Linked DNA regions of Homo sapiens: region 1 is linked to region 2. Evidence: chromatin loops called from intact Hi-C (ENCODE). Cell type or tissue: Caco-2. All regions are shown on one strand. Each heading gives the region's core, and the rest is flanking DNA. Links, peaks and the distances in the headings are about the cores only.

Region 1 (8,000 bases), core at 1-8,000, 52 kb after region 2:
CATCCTTGTTTGGCAGATTGATAAACGGAGAAAACTAGGTGGCCTGAGATCAACTGAAGGGTCAGGTGCAGGACTCTCAATTCCTGGTTTTTGCCTTCTTAGTAGAGATTCAGGTACTCTAGAATCCGAAGTACTATCAATGGTAGAGTAACAGAGGCTTATTCTTCTCTCCATTGTTTTAATATATGATAGGAAGAAGAAGCTTAAGAGGTGTAAGTTTAAAAATGAGCCATAAACCATGCATACAGCAAGATACATATGAACTTGAATGATATTCCTGACCTTTTCAGTCCTGTTAAAGTACAGCTAGGGAACACACCTTTGTTTTACACCAGAGGCTGTGTCTCCCCGGAAAAAAAATTTTTTTTAAACAGGAAATTAATACAGTACATCTAATACCCAATCAATAAATACCATATACTTAACCAGTAATACCTGGACTGACTTTAGAGTTATTACACTGAATTACTGAAAATGTGATCACTTAACCTTCCTCAAGGGATCTTTACACAATTTACTGAAATGGAAAAAATGTTATTTTCTTAAGAAAATTGTTCTTAAGATGACTGTTAGTGTTTAGATGAAAAATATTGCCTAAATTAAGCTGGCTTAACACCTTCTCAGTAGACAATTGAATATATAAATGTTAAGAAAAAGAACAAAACACCTTAAAAAAACTTAATTGACTTAGGGCAAAAACATTAAAAATGTTCATTTGTACCAAATCAAGAGAATAAAAAAATTATTTTTGAAAATAATTTTAATGCAATTTCCATTCATTGTTACATTTAGTTTTAAACTTAATTATTTGAATATTCTCTGTAGGCAGTCTCTAGATGAATGGGATATAAATAATTTAAAACAGAATATCCTAATTTTGACATGCAATGATTCACTCAACTATTACTCGACATCTTAGATCTAGCTTGCTTTTCCGTTCTTATTTTTTAAAAAGAAAAGAAGAAAGAGAGAAAAGTCATGCTAGCAAGTGACTACGAAAGTGCTGACATATGAGTTTAAAAAGCATGTAAGCATATTCTACTTTTTAGGCAAAGCACTATTTTAGGTATCTTTATAAATTTGTACTTGATCTAATTTCTTTTTTGCATGGAATAGATACATATATAGAGAGAGAAATGAAAGACCATGGAAGAGATCTAATTTTTTTTGCATTGAATAGACACATATACATGGATCAATGAAAGACCACAGAAAAGACATTTGATATGAGTCTCAAAACTGTGAATTAATAAAAGGAAAATAAGTTTTCCAACATCCACACTTTTTTCTACTTCCTGGGTCTTTATTTAAAATTGATAGGACATAAAGTGTGAGAGAAAAGAGAAGACAAGGATTTACGAAGTTTAAATTGAACCTCACTATAAATAAAAATGTACATACCAAAAGAATGAAGAACATAAAGAACACAAATGTAGTGAAATAAATTGGTCCCAAAACTCGATTAGCTTCCTCAATCTCTGCAAAGTTGATATCGCCCAAAATGATACGGAATTGAGTGAAGCTATAAAAATAAAACAAAACACCACAATACAAAAACAAAGAATGTCCACTAGTTGATGCAACATTTCTTAAAGATGATTTCATTATTTTTGGACCTTTTAGCAGTATAGGTAGCTGCCGAATAACAGAAAATTGTCAATCCCATTTACAAAGTCTTGCTACTTGTATCAGCAATTAAAGCCTTCTGCAATAATAATAAAATGCTTTCATGCTACAGAGGTTATTTCCATTTGGTTAAAAAGAAAACACAAGCTGGGCACGGTGGATCACGTCTGTAATCCCAGCACTTTGGGAGGCCGAGGCGGGCGGATCACGAGGTCAGGAGTTCGAGAACAGCCTGGCCAATATAGTGAAACCCCGTCTCTACTAAAAATACAAAAATTAGCTGGGCTTGGTGGCGTGCGCCCATAATCTCAGCTATTCGGGAGGCTGAGGCAGGAGAATCGCTTGAACCCGGGAGGCAGAGGTTGCAGTGAGCTGAGATTACACCGCTGCACTCTAGCTTGGGCGATGGAACGAGACTCCATCTCAAAAAAAAAAAAAAAAAGAAAATACAATTATTATTCAATAACTTATAAAGCAATTGGCTATAACATTTCAACACATAATCTAGGTAAAACATCTTAACCCTAAACCTTGACAACAGTCACCCTCGGTCTAAAGTTAAAAATTTCTTTAAAAAAAAAACAACAGGGCCTGGTGTGGTGGCTCATGCCTGTAATCCCAGTACTTTTGGAAGCTGAGGTGAGAGGACAGTGTGAGGCCCTGGAGTTCAATACCACCCTGGGCTACACAGTGAGATCCCTTCTCATAAAAAAAGTTAAAAATTGGCCAGGCATGGTGGCATACACTTGTAGTCCCAGCTACTCAGCAGGCTGAGGCAGCAGGATTGCTTGAGCCTAGGAGTTCAAGGCTGCAGTGAGCTATGATTGCACCACTGCACTCCAGCCTGGGCAACAGAGCAAGACCGTGCCTCAAAAACAAAACAAAACAAAAAAAAACAAAACAAAAAAACCCCAAAAACCCAAAATGGTTTGAGTTCAAAGATCCAATATTCTGACAAGTACTTAAAATGGGATCAAAGTGGCCAAGTGTTGTCAGTGCTGGGTCTTAGCAAAATCACTTTTATCAACAGCAATATTAATTCGAGATATCTATGCACAAAACCCTATTACTTCCATTCCTTTTTAAACTAACTCCTTTCTAAATGGCATAGAAATCTGACACTGGCTGCTTTTTGTTGTTTTATTTCACATTTGGGATCTTTGGAAAAAAAAACTGAAAATTCTTGTACTGGTCTGAGTTTACCTTAGAATATTAGAAATATCTTGTTTTTTTCCTTAGAAAATAACTTGAAGTTCTAAATATATGGCAACAATATTCAACAGGAGTAAGAATATAGGCAAACAGCCTTCTAGAAGCTACCATCTGCATTTGGTGCAAAGAAAAACTCAGTCTTCAGAACAGTGTTGGTTTCCTATGTCTGTTAACTGTATTTTACTACTTTGGGCTGCTATCTTAAGCATCAGCATTTCAGGATGCATTGTCTTCTTTGCATGGGTAGATCAATGTTTTGGGAAAAGGTAATTAATTCTTACTTAAAATAACTGGTTTTAAATAATTGGTGGTCATATAGCAACCTCATATGAAGATTTATTCTTGAGAAGCAGTGACAACTCTGATTAAATTTTTCTTCTTAATTTCATATATACTTACATACACTCTTGGAAAGTACTGAAGTCATCGACCTGAGTGCCAAAGACAAGGTATGCCAACTGAGCATACGCTAGGAAAATAATGAAGAACATAATAGCAAAGCCAAACAGGTCTTTGGCACATCGAGACATGGTTGTCGAGAGCTGGCTCATGGTCCTGTTAAAATTGATGAATTTGAAGAGCTGTAAGAGAGAGAAGACATCAATAGATGAATGGATAAACAAAATGGTGTGACTGTATATAATAAAACATTATTTCATCCTGAAAAGAAATTAAATTCTGACAGGTTACAACATGGATGAACCTTGAAAACATCATGCAAAGTGAAATAAGCCTGACACAAAAGGACAAATACTGTATGATTCCACTTAAATTAGGTACTTAGAATAGTCAAACTCACAGTGACAGAAAGTAGAATGGAGGTTACCAGGGACTGGGGGAATTGGGAGTTAGTGTTCAATGGATACAAAGTTTCAGTTTAGAATAATGAAAAAGTTCTGAAAATAATGCAGCATAATGGCGATGGCTGCACAACACTGTGAATGTACTTAATGCCACTGAATTGTACACTTAAGCATGGTTAAAACAGTAGGTTTTATGCTATCTACAATTAAAAAAAAAAAAAAAAAGGCTGAGTGCAGTGGCTCACATCTATAATCCCGGCACTTTGGAAGACTGAGGCAGGAGGATCGCTTGAGCCCATGAGTTTAAGATCAGCCTGGGCAATATGGCAAGATTCTGTTTCATTAGAAAATAAAAATAAATTAGTCAGGTGTGGTGGCACACACCTGTGGTTTCAGCTACTCAGGAGGCTGAGGTGGGAGGGTTGCTTGAGCCTGGGAGGTCGAGGCTGCCGTGAACTGTGACTAGTGATGCTTTCCCCCCAAAAAGGATTAAAGTAAAAGGGAGGGAAAAAACTTCACACAAATAAAAATTAATTATAAAACCCCCCAGGAAATTCTTGTTGCATAATATTAACTGTCATTTATTGTGCATCAGTTATATGTGGAGGGCTTTATGTACATTGCCTCAAATCTCTGCAATGTCTGAAATATTGGCATTCTATCCCCAGGAGTCAGCTGGGGCCTGCAGCCAGCTGCCCTGCCTGAACTGCAAAGCCTGCTCTGCCTGACTGCAAAGAAATATTGAGCATGTTGGTAGATAGTGAACCCTGCTGGTAGACAGTGAACCCTGCAAAGCCATATTGAGCATGTTGGTAGATAAGGCACTGAGGATGGCTGCCCAGATTGTGTAGCTCTAAGTAGAAGCCTCAGTGGAAGAGCACATGATGAGATATTAGAAGTAGAGTCATGAGGCCGGGCGTGGTGGCTCAAGCCTGTAATCCCAGCACTTTGGGAGGCCGAGGTGGGTGGATCACGAGGTCAGGAGATCGAGACCATCCTGGCTAACACGGTGAAACCCCGTCTCTACTAAAAATATAAAAAATTAGCCGGGCGTGGTGGCAGCCGCCTGTAGTCCCAGCTACTCGGGAGGCTGAGGCAGGAGAATGGCGTGAACCCAGGAGACGGAGGTTGCAGTGAGCTAAGATTGTGCCACTGCACTCCAGCCTGGGCGACAGAGCAAGACTCCGTCCCAAAAAAAAAAAAAAAAAAAAAAGTAGAGTCATGATCCCTGCCTTAAAGACCTTAATGATAAAGTATCGAGGGGCAAGACATTTCCAAGAGAAGCACTAAATAAAACACATCAGCCTGAGACACATGTTGTAGGAAAATCTCTAGAAGTTTAAAGGTCTGTTACACATTGTTACTGGCCACAGTGAAATATTTCTTGAGGATTGCTGTAATCACATTACTTAATCATTACTTAATACAATCCCAATTCATTTGAGATCTTTTTTTTTTTTTTTTGAGACGAAGTGCTGCTCTGTTGCCCAGGCTGGAGTGCAGTGGCATGATTCAGCTCACCGCAACCTCTGCTTCCTGGGTTCAAGCAATTCTCCTGCCTCAGATTCCCAAGTAGCTGGGATCATAGGCACGTGCCACCACACCCAGCTAATTTTTTTTTTTTGTATTTTTAGTAGGGACAGGGTTTCACCATGTTGGCCAGGCTGGTCTCAAACCCGACGTCAGGTGATCTGCCCGCCTCAGCCTCCCAAAGTGCGTGAGCCACTGTGCCCAGCTGAGATCTTGATTATTATTACTATCTTGATTATTATTACTATCTTGATTATTATTATTAAACTAATAATAATCAAGGAAACTTCAGTAATTCTCAGGCAGCACCTGCCATCCTTTCACCAGCACAGGCTCTGACTGTGCTATCCAAACATGTGTGGATATCTAAATTCAAATTTAAATTAAGTAAGATTAAATACAATTAAAAATTCAGTCCCTTGGTCCTACTAGCCACATGTTAAGTGTTCCATGCCTATACATGGTTAGTGGCTACTGTCTAGGACAATGAAAATATAGAACATTTCCATCACCACAGAACATTCTTATTACTATTATTATTTTTGCTGTTTGATTATTATTACTATGTTATGATCAAGGTTTTGTGCTTTAGTGATGGTTTCTCTTGAACAAGCATGTCAATAAATAAATAGCATGAGAAATACAGGATAAAGTCTATGCATTTTTTTTTTTTTTTTGAGACAGGGTCTCACTCTGTTGCCCAGGCTGGAGTGCAGCGGTGCGATCTTGGCTCACTGCACCCTCCGCCTTCTGGATTCAAGCAATCCTCCCGCCTAAGCCTCCTAAGTAGCTAGGACTACAGGCACGTGCCACCACCCCCAGCTAATTTTTGTATTTTTAGTAGAGATGAGGTTTTGCCATGTTGCCCAGGCTGGTATCAGACTCCTGGGCTCAGGGGACCTATCTCGGCCTCCCAAAATGCTGGAATTACAGGCATGAGCCACTGCGCCTGGTCCAAGTCTATGTCTTGTGATAAACCTCAGGTCTTCTAGGTATGAATACCAACTCAGAAAAGTACATAACGGGTAAGTACCTTCCAGAACAGTGCTTTTCAAGAGAACGTTCTGTGATGATGGAAATGTTCTACATTTCCACTGTCCTAGACAGTAGCCATTGAACACTTAATGTGTGGCCAGTAGGACCAAGGAACTGCGTTTTTAATTGTATTTAAGCTTAACTAATTTAAATTTGAATTTAAATAGGCACATGTGGCTAGTACTTACTGTCTGGACAGCACAATCAGAGCCTGTGCTGGTGACCGAATGGCAGCTGCTGCCTGAGAATTATTGAAATTTCCTGCATCTCCAGAATTGAGGCTTGTTGTATATGAAATGTCATAACCTTTCACACACATGGAAATGCACATTATATCTTGGGACAATAAGGAAAATAGTGAGCAAGGAACTATTTGGAAGCAGTGTCTGTTCCAACCTTAATTCTAGGTAAAGCTTCCCTTACAGCCTCTACCTGGAAAAGAGGCGATCCCTTCTAGCAAGCATTTCCAAGTGCAGCAACTCTCCCCTTCCCTCCACCTGCTCCTTCCCTCTCTTTCTCTAAGTTCCTTTTCCTTCACCTGTTCATCTCATCTGTTAGCAGCCTGGGGCCCCAGGCCCAGCTAACACACTGAAAGGCCTCTTACTGCATTTGTTAAACAAAACCTATAGGGACTGATCTTGCACTAATTCAGATAGCAGAAGTATGTCATTGACAGTGAGAGGAATGATCACATGAGTCTCAATAGTTTACTTTATATGTAAAATATGAGGCCTGGCACGGTGGCTCATGCCTGTAATCCCAGCACTTTGGGAGGCTGAGGTGGGAGGATTGCTTGAACCCAGGAGTTCAAAACCAGCCTGGGCAACATAATGAGACCTTGTCTCTACGAAAAAATTTAAAAATTAGCCGGGTATGGTGGCACATGCCTGTAGTCCCAGTGACTTCGGAGGATAAGGTGGGAGGATCGCTTGGGCCTGGGAAGTCGAGGCTGCAATGAGCTGTAATCATACCACTGCACTCCAGCCTGGGTGACAGAGTGAGACCCTGTCTCAAAGTAAATATTGAGCAGCTTTGGCTGGTCACTTGAATTTCAAATTCAAGTATTCCATGATTTTGTGGAACTCATTTTTTTTAAAGAAAATATTATTTAAAATGTAGAACATGAAATTTATAAATTACCTTAATCCAGACAAAAAATACTGTGACAGCAGCTATATTGTTGAACTGTATCTGCCAATATGCCAGATGCTCAAAGTTGGGGAAAGTATTTTGATCTTCCAGAAACTGTAGTAGCACCTCCACATTTGATGTTCTGTATATGTTAATTCCTATAGCTACCACTGACAGCTGAAAAGCAAAATATTTATATTTTATTACAGTGTTTTAGAAATATGAAACTTACCTTAATATGACTAGTATATTTTTCTTCACCAATGTATTAATTATAAGGGCTCACCATTATACTTACCCGATGTCATTCTTAAAAGTCACTCACTCAAATGGAAAGTGTTAAGCCCTGCCATAAAATAAGTAAAACAGTATATTGCTTGCATTTCCTTAGTTCGGAATAGAAACTCAACGAAGGCATGCATGCATGTGTGTGCACATATACATTACACACACATACATGCATACACAGAAGAGATCACACTATAACAGACTCAAACTCAAAGAGGAATGCTTTCTGTTTTTTCTGCCACCTTCATTTTAATCACTTTCCACCCTTTTGCTTTCTTGCCTTCATCCTGCTGTTTTTATTTGTGATTTTTAAATTTAAAATTTTTCGGTTTCTCTGCATTCTCCAATTGCCAGCCATTCTTTGCTCTGTTTAAC
Region 2 (12,696 bases), core at 2,506-10,505:
GGTCAAATAGAAAACGTCAGTTTGTTTGCTATATTCATAAGACTATGGCAATAGACAGGCTATTTCTCTGTAGTTTTCTTTTTCTTTCTTTTTCTCTTTTTAAATATACATTTTAATTTATTACTTACTTTATTTATTTTTATAGAGACAGGGTCTCGTTTCGTTGCTCAGGCTGGTCTTGAATTCCTGGCCTCGCATGATCCTCCTGCCTCTGCCCTGCAAAATACTGGGATTACAGGAGTGAGCCACTGTGCCTGGCCTGTTATACTTTTCTAATGACAGAGCTAATAATTTTTTATTTCTATTTTTTCTTTTTTGAGATGGAGTCTTGCTCTCTTGCACAGGCTGGAGTGCAGTGGTGTGATCTCAGCTCACTGCAACCTCCACCTCCCTGGTTCAAGCGATTCTCTTGCCTCAGCCTCCTGAGTGGCTGGGATTACAGGCACGCACCACCACGCCAGGCTAATTTTTTTTGTATTTTCAGTAGAGACAGGGTTTCACCATGTTGGTCAGGCTGGTCTCGAACTCCTGACCTCGTAATCCACCCGCCTCAGCCTCCCAAAGTGCTGAGATTACAGTCATGAGCCGCCGTGCCTGGCCTATTTTTTCTTTCTAAAGCTTTAGAATGAAGGTGTTAGGGAAGCATCCAAGAAAGGGTTCACAGAAAAAATGGGCTAAATTTGTTGTTATCTTGTTTGTGTTTCCTTTTTATCCACTGATTGCAAAGCCACAGAGATCATAGAGCCTTCCAAGCAGGATAAGCCACTCATAGAAAAATTAGCGGAGATTTATGTCAACTCCTCCTTCTACAAAGAGACAAAAGCTGAATTACATCAACTTTCCGGGGGTGAGAAGAAGAAGAAGATCACAGTCTTCAAGGAGATCAGCTACACCACCTCCTTCTGTCATCAACTCAGATGGGTTTCCAAGCGTTCATTCAAAAACTTGCTGGGTAATCCCCAGGCCTCTATAGCTCAGGTAACCAGCAGATTCTTTTGAAATACTCAAATGGGAACAATGTGGTTCTGTTATCATCTGCTTCAGGATATGTTTATCTTCTACCCACCCTTCCAATTATTTGTTATCTTCACTCCACCTGGGATATAGAACCAGTCAGCAGAACAAATAAAGGACAATTAAGTTTTACTTTTGGAAAGCTTCCCTTTTTTTGAGACAGAGTCTCACTCTGTTGCCCAGGCTGGAGTGTGGTGGCATGAACTCAGCTCACTGCAGCCCTGACCTCCCTGGGCTCAAGTGATCCTCACACCTCAGCCTCTTGAATAGCTGAGACTACAGGCGTGTCCCACCACGTCCAGCTAATTTTTGTGTTTTGTGTAGAGATGGGGTTTCGCTGTGTTGCCCAGGCTGGTCTTGAACTCGTGGGTTCAAGCGATTCTCCTGCCTCAGTCTCCCAGAGTGCTAGGATTACAGGTGTGAGCCACCACATCTGGCCAGGTTCTTTTTTTTAGTGGTTTCTTAGACTACCTAACTCAGAATTTTTGTTGATTTAGACAAGCTGTAATGAATAATCTGAGTAGAAAAATTTTTTTTTTGGGAAATTGTGAAAGAAGTGTCAGCCAGTTTTGGGGTTTTCTGGTAGCTGTTCACTTTTGTTCACTGATTCATTCAACTTGTTCTTATAGGGCCTGTGCTGTGCTTTAGGGATGTGAATTCAGTAGTGAACAAAATGGGCAAAAATAAAACTCTGCTCATGGAGCTAATTTTTTGAGGAAGACAGTTATGATAAATAATAAAGAAATTAAATAGATAGCATGTTAGATGGTAGAAGAAACTATGGGGAAAGTTTAAGCAGAGAAGGGGTGGAGAAAGGGGAGGAAGAGAGAGAAGTAGGGAGAAGAAGGTTGATTTGCAGTTGGAATCAGGTGATCAGGGAAACCTTCACCTACTGTCACTGAATACACCTGAAAGGGAGTATGTGCTGGCCACTCCAAGGGAAGAGCCTGTGTGCAAAGTGCTGTTCCTTGTCATTTACCTTCCTTAGACAGTTTACAGGTGAAACAAATGTAGTAAGCAAATTTGAGTTCACAGAACAAGGCTATTCATTGTTAGATTAACTTTCTGTTAATCAAAATGAGATAATGTTTCTTTGTTCCTTGGTTGGCTCTGTGATAGTTGGTGATTATTACTCCTTGTGGTTTTTGTTATTCTTTTCTTTACACATTTTTTTTTTTTTAGAGACTGGGTCTCACTCTGTCACTCATACTGGAGTGCAGTGGTGCAATCATAGCTCACTGCAACCCCAAACTCTTGGCTCAAGCGATCCTCACACTTCAGCCTCCCGAGTAGCTGTGACTACAGCCGTGCACCACAACACCTGGCTGATTTTTTAATTTTTTGTAGAAACAGGGTCTCACTATGTTGTCCTGGTCTGGATCTCCTGGGCTCAAGCGATCCTCCTGCCTTGGCCTCCCAAAGTGCTGGGATCACAGGTGTGAGCCACCATGCCTGGCCTTTTCTGTTATTCTTAACCCCTCTGTCACCCAAAACATTAGTACTCCCAGTTCATTGGTCCATTCTTCAAAGAAGTCAATTTAGCTGGTTATTTTGGGGCTGTTATTTTTATTAACAATATTGAGTTTCTGTTGAGTACTAAAAGATGGCACATTGTTGGCTCTAGTAAAATATTACTGACGTTTAAACTTGTGCATCATAATTTCTATACTTAAGTATATATAAAATATATCTAAGAGCTTGTATCCCTAGTTAAGCCATACTGCTAATTATGTATATATATGTATATATGTATAGCCACATATATGTATGTATAGCCATACTGCTAGTTAAGTATATATATAAATTTATCTAAGAGCTTGTATCCCTAGTTGAACCATATTGCTAATTTCTCCAAATGTTTTTGGTACGTATAATTTGGTGTTTCTGTCAGAACACTGGCACTTTTATATACTATCAATTAAAGGCAAAATTTTATTCTTTGAGCATAGATTTGATATCATTTGGAAATCAGTCTGGTAGGATCAACCTGGGTTACTTATTGTCAACAGTGAAATAATGTAATGAATTGCTTTTTTAGTGTGATGTATGCATTAGATTTTTCTTACTTGGAAAATAACTTGAATTATCTTGCTTCAAAAAATGGTTTATAAATGTCTTGTCCAAATCGCCTATGTGGCAATACTGGAGAGGGCATAATTAGAACACAGAGCTGTTTTTCACACACTGAGATTCTGCATGTTTTGATACTGGGCTTCCTTCCAATGCTAACACCTGGCCTAGTGCCTCTAGGTTTAGCTTCCCTGCCTCATCAGTGAACTCACTTTCACAAAAGGAATTCCAGCCATGTTCAGAGCAGTGGCAGTCTCTTAGATTAAGAATAGGACCTTGTATCTCCCTGAGCATCTGCTTAGCAGGACAAGTTTTGTTTCGATTTGTGAAAAACTGGAATATTAGCTTAGGGCAGGAGTAGGCAATATATATTTTTTTTTTTTGTAAAGGATCAGGTAGTAAATATTTTAGGCTTTGCAGATCAGGTGGTGTTTGTCTCAGGTAGTCAGCTCTACCGTTTTAGTGTGAAAGCAGCCAAGCTCATAACATGAATAAATGAACATGGCAGTATTCCAATAATAAACGAAAGGCTGGCTAGATGCAGTGGTTCCTGCCTATAACCCCAGCACTTTGGGAGACCAAGGCAGAAGGATGCTTGAGGCCAAGAGTGTGAGAACAGCTTGGGCAATAAAGCAAGACCCCCTTTTTTTTTCTGAGACAGAGTCATGCTCTGTCGCCCAGGCTGGAGTGCAGTGGTGCTGTGTCGGCTCACTGTAACCTCCGCCTCCCGGGTTCAAGCAATTCTCCTGCCTCAGCCTCCCGAGTAGCTGGGACTACGGGTGCCCGCCACCATGCCCAGCTAATTTTTGTATTTTTAGTATAGACAGGGTCGCACCATGTTGGCCAGGCTGGCTTCGAACTCCTGACCTCAGGTGGGTCCACCCGCTTCAGTCCCCCACAGTGCTGGGATTACAGATGTGAGCCACTGTGCCTGGCCAAGACCCTATCTTAAAAAAAAAGGTAACTTTCATTTTATTCCAATGAAACATTATACATTGGCACTGAAATTTGAATTTTATATAAATTTTATATTGTGAGAAATATTATTATTCTTGACTTTTTATTCAATGATAAATAAAATGAGCTAAGTGTGGTGGTGCATGTCTGTAGTCCTAACTACTCAAAAGGCTGAGGTGGGAGGATTGCTTGAGACCAGAAGTTTGAGGCTGCAGTGAACTATGATTACACCACTGCACTCCAGCCTGAGTGACAGAGTGAGACTTTGTCTCTAAAAAATAATAAAAAATAAAGTAAAAAACCATTCTTAGCTCATAGGTGAACAAAGATAGGTGGCTGGCCCTATTTGACCTGTGGGCTATAGCTTAATGATTCCTGATTCAGGGTTTATGATTTTGTATGTTGTTTTAATTCTGAGTTCTTGAAAATTGAGTTGTTAAAATGTTTTATGACTCTCTACTGATAAATCTTGAATCTGTTGCTTTACAGCTGCACTTTGGCTTGAACTAGTTATTTCTTTACATGATTCAAACTTGGCCTCTGATAATGCATCTTCCAAAGGTTGTATTTGGAAAATCTTAGAATGAATGGATTATCTGTATGAGAAGATTGCATGTTCATTTAAGGTGCCAAGGGTTTTCTGAACAGCTCAACTTGGAAGCAGATGGGGTCTGTGCACTCCATTGTGCACTGTTTAGTTTGCCTGTTTGTTTTCCTTTCTTTAATGCCAGAAAGAATAACACAGACACACCTTATAAAAGCATGCCAAGGTTACGGGATTGATTATTTTGTCAATATGTTTGAAAGCTGACTTTGAAAACATTTTTAGAACTTTGAAACTTTTAGGAAACATCTTAATCATAATACTCAGTGTTAGTATAAGATAACAAGTTTGAATGAAAACTTGACAAAGCATTTGGAATGTTTAGTTTGAAAAGTCTGGGCCGGGCATGGTGGCTCATGCATGTAATCCCAGTGCTTTGGGAGGCCAAGGCGGGCAGATCATGAGGTCAGGAGTTCGAGACCAGCCTGGCCAACATAGTGAAACCCTGTGTCTACTAAAAGTACAAAAAATTAGCTGGGCTTGGTGGTGGGCGCATGTAATCCCAGTTGCTTGGGAGGCTGAGGCAGGAGAGTTGCTTGAACCTGGGAGCTGGAGGTTACAGTGAGCCGAGATCGCGCCATTGCACTCCAGCCAGGGCAACAGTGCGAGACTGTCTCAAAAAAAAAAAAAAAAATCCTGAATTGAATATTCTTAAAAGTTTTACTGTGTGAAAACGTAGACTCTTGTATGCACATTCATGCATGCCTGTTGATACAGTCATCTGCATTTATTTTGGAAGCTTGGTCTGTTGAAGTATATTCTGAGGGTAATGAAAATATGCCAGCATAATGGATTTCCCCCCAAAATTTCTAAGTGAATTTTAAAAGACAGCTCATAAGTAGAAACATTGGAATAATGTTCTTTCCAGACTAGGTTCTTCACAAACTAGTTATCACAGATGATGGTACTGTTTTTGCAGTTCGGTTTGCTTCATGCCAAAAGTGTCCTTGATCAGTTACTTTAAATCTTGATACCATTAGACTGTTGCAGTATTGAGATTTTGTTTTTTTAACTTTGAAGATTCCAAGATATGGTAGGATATTTTGTCTTCTTTAGATTACCATTTCTTATTTTTTTATTCTTATTTATTTATCAATTTATTTTTTGAGACAGTATCGCTCTGTCGCCCAGGCTGGAGTGCAGTGGTATGATCTTGGCTCGCTGCAACCTCCACCTCTAGGGTTCAAGTGATTCTTGTGCCTCAGCCTCCCGAGTAGCTGGGACTACAGGCGTACACCACCATGCCTGGCTAATTTTTTTGTGTGTGTTTTTTTTTAGTAGAGACGGAGTCTCACCATGTTGCCCAGGCTGGTCTCAAACTCCTGAGTTCAGGCAATCTGCCCCCTCGGCCTCCCAAATTGCTGATATTACAGGCATGAGCCACCACGCCCAGCCCATTTCTTGTTTTTTAATATTTAACTCACGAGTAAATATAAATAGGATTTTCTCAGATAAATTATATCATAACGTAACCCTTAAATTAACCCTTTGCTTATTGAAGTGTCCTTAAGAGACCCTTTATCCTAGAAACAAGATTGGTGTTTGTCCAGTCTCCTTAGGAGCTATAGAAATCAATTGAGTGGTGAAGATAGGTGAGAACAGCAAAGAATTGGCAGCTTAGGTCTGCAGCATTGGCTATAGGCCTCACTGGCTGAAGCGATGAGGAAGCAGTGACAGGAGATGGGTAGTGGAAGCATGCAGTGTGTGCACAGAGAAAGCCGGCCAAATGCTTTGGTGACAGTGACAATGCACTTTTCCAGTGCAGGCATGGACTCCCTAGAGGTTGGATAGGCAGGCTCCATCTCACCCCTATTTCCTCACTGTGCAAAATTCCATTGTTAGAATTTTTTTAATGTGTGCTTTAAAATTTTTATTTATTTTTAATGTTAAGAATAAAGATATCCTGTTTTCACTTTAACCTCTTGAAATATAAAATGACTCATGTTCATTGGCACAAAGGTTGAGAGTTCAGTTCAGGGTCAAAACTCTTAGGCACTTGGACTTTGCTTTGCTACATACTTGCATTGCTCTGCTATCCTGTGTGGTATTCACAAGCTCAGTAACCTGAAGCAGACCCTGAACTGACTGCTGGGTGGTGCAATGGGAGGAAGTCCAGCTTTTCCAGCAGTGTGCTTTGTGTCCTACCACTCTCCCCAAAGCACAGATAACTTAATTTTTAACTTAGGAAGCAGTCTAAATAATGTATGCTGTTTTATTTTCTCCCAGGGACGTTGGCCAAGCCATTGAGTGTTTATCTTAATGGAGAGATCTGATTATGTAACCATATATTATACTAATAAATGGTGTGTATAAGTTTTTATCTCTAATTGAAACTCTTCCCCTTTTTTTGCATTTTTCTTTTTGAAAAGATCATTGTCACAGTCGTACTGGGACTGGTTATAGGTGCCATTTACTTTGGGCTAAAAAATGATTCTACTGGAATCCAGAACAGGTAAGTAAATTTGGATCTTGATTTTCAGAAAATGCTGTTACTTTCTTCAAGCTTATTGAAATCCATTAAGAATTTGAATTTAAGACAAGTATAGTGTAAATGTCATTCTTTTATTGAGGGTAGGATGAGTCAGTTTATTTTTGAGACAGAGTCATGCTCTGTTGCCCAGGCTGGAGTGCAGTGACGCGATCTCAGCTCACTGCAATCTCCGCCTCCCGGGTTCAAGCAATTCTCCTGCCTCAGCTTCCCAAGTAGCCTCGACTACAGACATCCACCACCACGCCCAGCTAATTTTTGTATTTTTAGTAGAGACGGGGTCGCACCATGTTGGCTAGACTGGCTTCGAACTCCTGACCTCAGGTGGGTCCACCCACCTTGGCCTCCCAAAGTGCTGGGATTACAGGCGTGAGCCACTCCACCTGGCCCAATTATTTTTAAATGTACAGTTCAGTGGCATTAAGTACATTTACATTGTTATGCAACTATCACCACCATCCAACTCTAGAATTCTTTTTGTCTTCTCAAGTGGAATATCTGTACCCATTAAGCAATAACTTCCCATCTCATATCTGCCTCTCCTAACCCCTGGCAGCAATCATTCTACTTTCTGTCTCTGAACTTGACTACTCTAAGACCCTCATATAAGTGGAATCATACAGTAGATATTCTTTGGTAACTGACTCATTTCCTTTAGCATGTTGTCTTTATGGCTCATTCATGTAGCATGTGTCAGATTTCTTTCCGTTGTAAGGTTGAATAATATTCCATTGTATGTACATACCACATTTCGTTTTTCCATTCATCTATAGATGGAAACTTGGGTTGCTTTCACCTTTTGGCTGTTGTAAACAGTGCTCCCTAGGTGTACAAATATCTCTTTCAGCCAGGTGTGGTGGCATGTGTCTGTAGTCCCAGCTACTCGGGAGGCTGAGGTGGGAGGATTGCTTGAGCCCAGGAGTTCTAGGTTGCAGTGAGCTATGATTGCACTACTGCAGTCCAGCCTGGGTGACAGAGTTCGACCCTGTCTCTTAAAAAAACAAACAAAAAAAACCCTATTTTAGTTCCTGCTTTCAATTCTTCGGATATATACCCAGAATTAGAATTTCTGGGTCATATAGTAATTCTGTTAATTTTTTTGAGGAACTACTATACCGTCTTCCACAGTGGCCGTACCATTTTACATTCTTACCAGCAGTGCACAAGGGTTCCAGTTTCTCCATATCCTTACCAACACTTTTCTTTTTCTCCCTTTTAAATAGTAGAGATCCATTGGATCTTTGGAGAAATGTCTATTCAAGTCCTTTGCCCATTTTAAAATTGAATTGTTTGTTTTTTTGTTGTTGAGTTGTAGGAGTGCTTTATATTTTTGAGGAGATATTAATCCCTTATCAGATACATAATTTGCAAATATTTTTCCCCACTCTGTGGGTTGTCTTTTCAGTATTGATAGTGTCCTTTGATGCATAAACATTTTTAACTTTGATGTAGTCCAATTGATCAATTTCTTCTTTTGTTGCCTGTGAGCTAATTTCTGTCACTTTTTAAATATATATGTTTGACTTAGGGGTGTGATGGGGGTGGGACTCAGCTTTTCCTGTTATATGGTTAGCACTTTTGTTAGTGTTGTGATCCTTACCTAGTTTCAGTCACAGTGGACCCTTAAAAACCTCATTTTATGAGGGGACTTTTTATCGACTGTATTGTGTTCTGAACATAAGCACTCAGGAATTTCACAGCCCTCAGAGTTCTGGTTATTTCATGTATGGAGAACACTTGTGGCAGATACTGTGCTCCGTAGTGCTTGCTGTCCATAGTCTCAGGTTACCACCCAGTGATTTAGAGGGGGTAGATGGTAGTATCCCCATTTTACTATTGAGGAAAGTTGAAGACGCTTATGTGCAGCCTATTTTGATGTCTGGAAAGGCTGATTATTTTTTAAAGAATAAGCATAAAAGTTGGTTCCTCACTCAAGTAAAATAAATTCTTTTGTATGGAATCAGATAGTGTTACTCTACGATGAGAGTGTTATTAAACAGCAGTTTACCAGAGTGATGTCATTGTTGTTTTTACTTTCCCTGAGGGCTGAGGTATCTGGATTATTTCCAGACTTGCTAGTAATTGATGGTTTGTGTGCTGTGTAGATGCCATGTCTTAACCCAGCACAGAATATATCACAGGATCTAAAGGCAGTGGGCCTTTTATATTGTGCAGCAGGAAGCATTTGGAGAGGACATGGAGTAACCTGGTCCTCAACTGGAACTTTGAAGAGGACTGGAAATCTGGCCATTAAAGCTCTTGGTAGAAAAATCCAGAGAAATAAAGAAGAACTTTAGGTGTTTCTTCAGATGTTTTCTGGAGAAATAGGGCATTAATCTTATTTTAATTTGTTTGTTTTTGAAACAGAATCTCACAATATTGCCCAGGCTGGTGTGCAGTAGTGCAGTCATAGCTCACTGCAGCTTTGAACTCCTGGGCTCATAATTTGTATTTGTGACTTAAGCTTGCTATCTTTTTTTTTTCCCCCAAAGCTCTAGGGTACATGTGCAGGATGTGCAGGTTTGCTACATAGTTAAACGTGTGCCATGGTGGTTTGCTACACCTATCAATCCATCACTTTGGTGTTAAGCCCAGTATGCATTAGCTATTTTTCCTGATGTTCTTCCTCCCACTGCTTCTCGTTGACCCCAGTATCATTTTTTAAATAAGCATTTGGACTATGTTAAAGTGGCCTGTGTATATGATTTAATCCCTCCTGGGATGATTAGTGATTTATTGATGAGGAAAAAATGTTTCAGCATCATCTCTGGAAACAGGTTCTCAAAGTTTTGTTCAGGGGTGAATATTAGTACTTCATAATTTAAAACTGCTCGAGGCCAGTGGTTTAGTTCTCTTCTTTGGGGATGAATTCTCTGAGAGAGGAAAGCACTCTCTGCTCTTTCTCTAACCCGTGTAACTGAGAAACTGGGTTTTAATCATATGTAGAGTATAAGCATCTTTGAATTAATAGCTACCTCTGGAATAACTGCTTTACAGAGTTGTGGTGATAGCTAAACAAATTAGTGTGTATTAAGGGAAAAGGTATACTTTAAAAACAGTATTCAGATCCAGTCATCTCACTTCTAGATATTTACCCCAAAGATGTGAAATCAGTTTATTGAAGAAATTTCTGCACCCTCATATTTATTGCAGCATTGTTCACAATAGCCAAGATACGGAATCACCCGAAGGGTCTGATTTGATAAAGAAAATGTGGTATATATACACAGTGGAAAAACAAAAGAAATTTTGTCATTTGCAACAACATGGATGTAATTGGAGAATATTATGCCAAGTGAAATAAGCCAAACGCAGAAAGCTAAGCACAGAAATGTCACATAATCTCACTTAATGTGGAATCTGAAACAATGGAACTGAAAGAGACAGTAGAATGGTGGTTGCCAGAGGCTAGAGGTGTGTGGGGAATGGAGAGATGATGGTCAAAGGGTACAAAACCTCAGTTACACAGGAGGAATAAGGATTTTTCTTTGGAGATACATTGCACAATGTGGTGAACACAGTAAATAATAATGTAAATTTCAGAATTGCTAAAATTTAAGATACTTTTACCACAAAAAATAAATGTTTGAGACGATGGATGTGTTAATTAGCTTGATTTAATTATTTCACACTTATGATTCATGAATTATATAACTTGGTACCCCACAAATATATACAACCATAATATGCCAATTTATAATTTAAAAAATCAAAATAAAAAATATTCAGACCAATAAGTAGATATAACAGATGTGGATTACCACCTTGAAAGAATTAGAATGAATTAACTTCCTTAATAAGAAAAAACTGTGTTTAAAATAAATCATCTTAGTATTTAGAAGGAACGTTTCCATTGTCTACTTTTTCAGAATCATTATGGACATTACTGTACTGATAGATTTAAGACAACAAATTGAATTGAATCTTTGCTATGTTCCATGTTCTGAAATTAGCTTTTTACTTGATATTAGGTTTATTTGTGTACAGAAAGTGAGATAACTGCATGTCTACCAGGCCTGGCTATTTTTCACTCATTTTAATTATATGTACATACTTTTAAAACTGCTCTGGCTGGGCACCGTGGCTTACATTTGTAACTGCAGCACTTTGGGAGGCCAAGCTGGGAGGATTGCTTGAGGCCAGGAGTTCAACTCAGTTGCAGTGAGTTTATGATCATGCCACTATACTCTAGCCTGGGTGACCGAGGGCAGCTCTGTCTCTAAAAATAAAATAAAACAAAAAAGACCCTAGCCTGTTCCCTTAGATCTTTGTTCTTTAGGTATCTATGGACTCTTTTTTTTCTTTTAATGTAATTGTGTTGTTCACTTGGGTTTGCATTTTTTAAAATGTTCTCTTGTTTTTACGCCATTTAAATGATGTGTCACTTACCTCTTTTTCAGTTTCAACTCACACCCTTACTGTCAATTATATTGTTTTGTTATGGTGTTTCAGGGATGTTGGCATGCTTTCATAAAATGCATATTTGTATCAAAGTGTAGATTAACTTAGCATTTTCCTTTTTATTTATTTATTTTTTAATTTTTTTTTTTTTGAGACAGTGTCTCGCTCTGTCACCCAGGCTGGAGTGCAGTGGCGCGATCTCAGCTCACTGCAACCTCCACGTCCCAGGTTCAAGCGATTCTCCTGCCTCAGCCTCCTGAGTAGCTGGGACTACAGGCACCTGCCACCACGCCCAGCTAATTTTTGTATTTTTAGTAGAGACAGGGTTTCACCATGTTGGTTAGGCTGGTCTTGAACTCCTGACCTCATGATCCTCCCGACCCGGCCTCCCATAGTGCCGAGATTACAGGCATGAGCCACTGCACCCGGCCAACATTTTCCTTTTTAAATCTAGTTACTTCACTGAGAAACAAGCACTAATAGTGTTCCTTTTCATTACGATACACAAATTAGATTTTTCTTTATCAGTAAGTGTCACTTGGTTTCCTCTGAGCACTCTGGAAACCTCATAGAGGGCTGGCTGTCTTAGCGTGGTCAAGGATAATGTCACGGCCCTGCTGATGGTAGTGTGGTGCATGTAGATTATGCATATAATAAGGGGTTGATTGAAGGTTCCCTTCACTGTCTTTCATTTTGCTTCCACATGACTTACATTCTTTGTTCAACTTTAAAATCAAAGTGGCTAATTGAATTTCTTAATCTTTACAGACTTTATTTAGCTTACCACTTTTCTGTTTGTACATTAGGAATGGTACTTGGCATTTTTGTTAGTTAAAATTATGTATTGGCCTGGCTGCCATACCAAAATACCATAGAGCAAGTGGCTTAAACAACAGAAATGTATTTTCTCTCAGTTCTAGTCTGAAAGTCTGAGATCAGGATGCCAGCATTGCTGGGTTCTGGTGAGGGCCCTCTACCTGGCTTGCAGACTTGCCTCCTTGCTGTTCCTTGTGTGGCAGAGCAAGAGCTCTGGTGTCTCTTCCTATTAGGACGCTCTTCCCATTACACTCTCCCCACCTCCCTATCCTGTAACCTCATCTGAACCTAATTACCTTCCAAAGGGCCCATCTTCAAATACCATCACATTGGGGGTTGGGGCTTC

The links. Hi-C counts contacts between places; a loop is a spot of excess contacts. Peaks named below come from ENCODE experiments on the same cell type or tissue, not always from the same donor. Only the 100,000 strongest peaks of a DNase experiment are listed, where the experiment ranks them.
Region 1: a loop joins it to region 2, with 5 times the contacts of the local background. A loop is called at or near these places in 3 of 110 quality-filtered maps.

The regions. Positions count from the first base shown.
Region 1 is chr4:88,051,505-88,059,504 of GRCh38, reverse strand. PKD2 (polycystin 2, transient receptor potential cation channel) reads right to left here. Exons shown (of 15, transcript NM_000297.4): 7 at 7,347-7,514; 8 at 3,238-3,419; 9 at 1,402-1,522. Among named protein-coding and RNA genes, the nearest start is that of PKD2, 48 kb to the right of the region's middle. In Caco-2, for the core only: a CTCF peak has its summit at 4,393; a DNase peak (open chromatin) is centred at 4,404.
Region 2 is chr4:88,101,585-88,114,280 of GRCh38, reverse strand. ABCG2 (ATP binding cassette subfamily G member 2 (JR blood group)) reads left to right here. Exons shown (of 16, transcript NM_004827.3): 9 at 728-978; 10 at 7,015-7,097. Among named protein-coding and RNA genes, the nearest start is that of ABCG2, 51 kb to the left of the region's middle. In Caco-2, for the core only: no CTCF peak of the experiment used is centred there; DNase peaks (open chromatin) are centred at 4,700, 5,000, 6,350 and 6,720.